2 separate regions of the Homo sapiens genome follow, and region 2 is linked to region 1. A link is a contact called in ENCODE Hi-C data. All regions are on one chromosome and are shown on one strand. Each heading gives the region's core, a stretch centred on a gene start or an enhancer-like site at or near the end of the contact. The rest is flanking DNA. Distances are from core to core; before and after follow the strand shown.

What was found. A loop is a pair of places that touch in the nucleus more often than their neighbours do. Pooled maps may share reads with other maps.
Region 2: a pooled map of psoas muscle shows a loop between it and region 1 (2.2-fold over the local background). The contact joins two enhancer-like sites. A Hi-C loop is called at or near these places in 2 of 50 pooled maps.

What each region holds. Positions count from the first base shown.
Region 1 is chr6:4,009,637-4,012,336 of GRCh38, forward strand. It overlaps LOC124901245 (a long non-coding RNA gene), which reads right to left. Exons shown (of 2, transcript XR_007059415.1): 2 at 1-1,964. Among named protein-coding and RNA genes, the nearest start is that of PRP4K, 10 kb to the right of the region's middle. Within about 2 kb of position 1,280, at least 3 of the 41 ENCODE cell types and tissues checked have a DNase peak (open chromatin) inside an H3K27ac peak, as active enhancers do.
Region 2 is chr6:3,437,476-3,440,175 of GRCh38, forward strand. The region is part of intron 1 of SLC22A23 (solute carrier family 22 member 23); the gene reads right to left. Among named protein-coding and RNA genes, the nearest start is that of SLC22A23, 18 kb to the right of the region's middle. Within about 2 kb of position 1,381, at least 8 of the 41 ENCODE cell types and tissues checked have a DNase peak (open chromatin) inside an H3K27ac peak, as active enhancers do.

The sequences.
Region 1 (2,700 bases), core at 30-2,529:
TAGTTCAGGCTCTTACAATTTTACGTTCATCCATCAAACACTGTATTTCTTGAGCACCTACTATTATGTGTAAGCACTGTGTTAGCAGGTAGGCCAGAGTGATAAACAAAAGAGACATGGTCTGATCTCATATAGTTTATAGTCTAATAAGAAAACAAACAAACAGGCCGGGTGCGGTGGTTCACGCCTGTAATCTCAGCACCTTGGGAGGCCAAGACAGGCGGATCACCTGAGGTCGGGAGTTTGCGACCAGCCTGACCAACATGGAAAAACCCTGTCTCTACTAAAAATACAAAATTAGCCAGGATGGTGGCACATGCCTGTAATCCCAGCTACTCGGGAGGCTGAGGCAGAAGAATTGCTTGAACCTGGGAGGTGGAGGTTGTGGTGAGCCGAGATTGCACCATTGCACTCCAGCCTGGTGACAGAGTGAAACTGCGTCTCAAAAAAACAAACAAACAAAACACACAGGAAAAAAAGAGAAACTGACACCAAACAAACAGGCAAATAAATATACTGACAAACAGTCCAACAAGGTTTTATCAGGGAAAATAATAGGATACTTTAAGAAAGTTATAGAAAAAAACAGGTCCTAATTTATCTAGGAACCAGAGGGAAAGCTGTTATTTAGATAAGGGCTATCTGTGAGACGGACATTTAAGCCAACACTTGAAAAATAAGTCATGGTGATCAAGAGGAAGAGTGAGAACAGAGAAATCCAGGCAGTAGAAATATCAAAAACCCTAAGCTTTAATGTAGGAAAAAGCATGGCATGTTTTAGGATTAACACAAGGGCCAGTGTGGCTGAAAGATTAAACTGAAAAATAGGCAAGGTTTAAATAATCAAGGCTTTACAGCCACATTAAGAAGTTTGACTTTTATTTGATTTTTATTCCAAGTAATACAGTACATATATATAATTTCCCAATAAGTATTTTGGAAATTATTTTATTCATGATTTGGAAAATACAATCCTAAGAACAGATCTGCATGATAGAAAGATAATATGTATTCTAGAATTCTGAATCCTTTTTTTTTAATTATTATTTTTATGTATTTATTTTTGAGACAGGTCTCACTCTGTCACCCAGGCTGGGGTGCAGTGGCGCAATGACAGCTCACTGCAACCTTGAACTCCTGGTCTCAAGTGATCCTCCCACTTCAGCCTCCTGAGTAGCTGGGGCTATAGGCATGCTGCACCATGCCCGAATTCTGAATCCTTTACTGGAAACCTCACCTTTCCTCCAGTCACAAGGACCCCCCTGGGCTTCCATACTGCACTCGTCCCACTTCCTGACCTGAGGACACACCCAGCAATACCACTTCCTCTCCTACAGTAAGGCTAGCACTTTCTGGGACCCAAACCTAGCCTAGTTATGACACCTAAACACAAACTAAGCCACAACCTACTTATCCAGTCACAGCCAGTACCAAGGAGCCCTGGACTCTTTCTAACTCTTCCTATGTCAATGGCTGACCAAAGACCAATTGCATTGAAGAAGTTTTATAATATATGATTTACTAACTAAGGCATAACAAAGAAGAATAAACAACCTGTTTTTGAAAGCAAATTCTAAAAGTGAAATTTGCAACTATATGGATATTGTTAGCAAAAATATGTCTATGCTACATTTGTCCCATTTTAAAAAATGAATATGCATTTATTTAGAAAATATCTCCTAAATACATACCGTATCCTAGACATATTTTCAAAATGCAGAAGCACACAGTAGAAACTAAAGTTATTTTTCATTAAAAAGTGCAATTTATATTAGCAAATAATGGGTTTATTGATATTTTAAGTGAATTAATAAAAATTTTTACATTTCTCAATGTTAATAGATTACAACAAGTATTAGCAGGTATTACCTTCATAAATAAAAGCTCTTCGATCATTTTTAAGGCCATAAAGGGGTCCTCAGACCAAAATGTTTGAGAACCACTGTCACTGGTTCAGGAAGAGACTAAAAAGAGGAAAGAAAGTTAGGAAGATGGTTTTGTAGGCATGAATGCCTGTTTTAGTATACCTATAGAGGGAATGAATCACATTTGAGACAATATGAATTAAGGACATTAACATCCCTAAATATTAATAGCTAAAGATTTGTGGTATCTCTCTTATTATATATTCAAAATAAAACAACATTAAGCCATAGAATAAATGTGATGAAATCCAACATATCTCTGAGATTTTCTGATTTCAATGATCTTTTTGAAATATCAAGTAACACAACCTTCCACCCACACCATACATTTTTAGATTCTCTTGTTTTGATGATACCCAAAACGTGCTCATTGTAAATACTAGGCAAACAGGCTCCTTGCTACTCTAAGTGACTTCCATTAACCAGTACCAGCATCCCATGGGAACTTGCTGGAATTGCAAAAGGGAAGACCTCACCCCAGACCTACTAAATCAGAATCCACATTTTAGAAAGATTCCCTAGATGATTTTTACATGCGGTGGACTTTGAGAAACACTGGGCTAACTAATATAGATGCTTAGGAATTCGTTATTGATCAATGTTAGATCCATAGAAAAGAAGAAATTTCAAAGGACTTACAGGATGGATGGTGATTATAACGTTATGAAATGACCCTTTGATAATGTATTCAATTCTCTGGCACATGAAATTGATATTTTATTTGCGATACACATAGTAAAACAAATATATATTCTCCAGCTTTCACAGAATGTAT
Region 2 (2,700 bases), core at 131-2,630, 570 kb before region 1:
GACCACCCTGGCTAACACAGTGAAACCCCGTCTCTACTAAAAACAAAAAAAAATTAAAAAAAAATTAGTCAGGTGTGGTGGCAGGCGCCTGTAGTCCCAGGTACTCGGGAGGCTGAGGCAGGAGAATGGCGTGAACCCAGGAGGCGGAGCTTGCAGAGAGCTGAGATCGTGCCACTGCACTCCAGCCTGGGTGACAGAGCGAGACTCCGTCTCAAAAAATAAATAAATAAATAATAATAATTTTAAAAACCCACTCTGGAACTTACTAGATTTTTTTTTTTTTTTTTTTGAGACAGAGTTTTGCTCTTGTTGCCCAGGCTGGAATGCAGTGGCACCATCTTGGCTCACTGCAACCTCTGCCTCCCAGGTTCAAATGATTCTCCTGCCTCAGCCTCCCAAGTAGCTGGGACTACAGGCATGTGCCACCACACCCAGCTAATTTTTTCGTGAAGATTTTGATGACTCCAGAAAATAGAATTCCAGAAACCGGTAAGCCCCAGACAGGCTCCTGTGGGAACCCATCACCTTCTTGCATTTCACTCCCTCTAGCCAGATGGGCTCCAATCGAACATCTTTGTTGCCTGCTTGAAAGTAGCTCTGAGAGTCAGACATGGGCCCCTGCCAGGACACCCAGCTAAGTCTCCCCTGCCACCACCATTGACAGCCGTGTGCTAGAGGCACCAAGAACATCAAGAACACTCCAAAAGGAAGACAACGCTACCAAGTCCAGGGCCAAGAGAGTGAGACAAGGCAGACAGTGCTGCGATCATGTAAGCAGGACCCATCCTGCTGGGGAAGGGGTCACTCTGGATACCCAAGGGGGCCCCGGCCAGCAGTCCAGCTAATACCTAGCACACTCACTTTCGGAGCCGGCAAAGCCACGAGGTGCCTGCCTTGGCACAGGTAGCAGATGTTTCACTGGGACTAGATGATCCATCAGGCTTGCTGCCTGGGCCCCTGGCGGGAACCAGCCTGATCTATTACTCAGCAAACGTAAACAGTGCTTACGTTCAGCTCCGGCCTCCAGCGCTTGGTGTCTGTGTCCCACGGGAGAGCTCCAGTTTCCTGCTGCTGACAACACTATAAAACCACCGTAATAGGAATTAATTATGGAAAAGGCTAGTTTGAATTAGAGACATTTTGAAAATAAGTACCTTTTACTTCCAAACAAACGTTTCCTTTTCTAGTAATTAACCGTTATTCTAAGTAGAGGTTCAAAGGACCTACTTCAAGGAGTGACTTGGTCATTAGCAACATTCATTCCTGTATAAATATACTATGGCCCTTTTCCCAAACATGCTTTCCTAGGTGGGCTAAACGTGCCTGCTGCCTGCTGAGCTTTGTTTATTCCATAACGAGCTCAGCAAACCCTTTCTTCACAGAGGGCAGGGAACCGTGGCTGCCTTGTGGGAATTCCCAGCAGGATGAAACACCCTCAGCCTGAACACCCATGTGTCCCGTACTGTGGGTTAAAGAGCAGAGGTCCCACTGTCCCACCCCACAGGCTTGGCCATCTGTTGGGTGTGGTCAGGAAATACAATGAGTGTTTTTATTAGTCTAGACCGGGGTTTCTCAAACTTGCCGTATTTGGGGCCGGATCTGACCGGGGTTTCTCAAACTTGCCGTATTTGGGGCCGGATCTGGGGCCGGATCATCCCTTGTGGTGTGGACAGTCCTGTGCCCTGTAGGATGTTTAGCAGTACCCCTGCCTCTACCCACCAGGCGCCAGTAGCACCCTCCCCCCATGCCCCCAAAGGTGTGACAACAACGACAAAAATGTCTCCAGACATTGCCGAATGTTCTCTGGGAGCAAAATCATACCCCGTGGAAAGTGTCCAGAGAACTTCTTTTAAACGATGGATGCTGGGGTCCTACAGGCATTTCTGAAAGTTCCCCAGGGTGACTCTAAGTGCACCGGAGCCACTGCGGCCCTGGACGAAGATGGGCCCGTTCCACGTGAAGAAAAGGCTCTGTGACCTACCTAAAGTTCTGAACAGCAGTGGTTTAAAGACATAATCAACTCCAGAGCCCAGTATGATCCACCCAAGTTTGATTAGTTGCCATTTCAGATAAGCTACATAACTCTTCTTAATCTTCAATAGCTCACTGAAATGTGACTTTAGGTTTGAGCCAACTTACGAATCTGTCCTCTTTTATTCTTGTCATCTTAGAATTAAGCCATCCAACCTCACTCAAATGAGAGCAAAACCCTTTCGCCACCTCCTTACTGGCACCATGCAGGAAGTGTTTACAGAGTACCTGCTAGGCCCAGGGGCTGAGGATATATATTCAGGCCAGGACAGCAGGGGTGGGAAACGGGAAGGGAGGAAGAGGGAGCCAAGAAGGTCTGAAGGAGGCAACAGGATGGAGGGGTGGACTCTGGGCTGAAAGAAGAGCATGGGGGAACACAGCATTGTTTGGGAAATAAACAAATCGGTGGGTGGAGCTCTGGGGTCCCTGTGGGGATGATGGGGATGGAGGCAGGAGAGGCAGGCAGAGACCGTGAAACCTACCACCCAGGCCCAACTTCACCTTAAAGGTCATGGAGAGCCACGGAGGATTTGAAGCAAGGGAGTGATAAAGAGCCACTCAGCTAGGGTCCAAGGACCAAAACACTGGGATTTAGGGAAAAGGCACAGATAAGATCAGGTACCACAAGAGAGGGCCAGTCCAGCAGGTTGGGGAATGCACAGGCCTAGG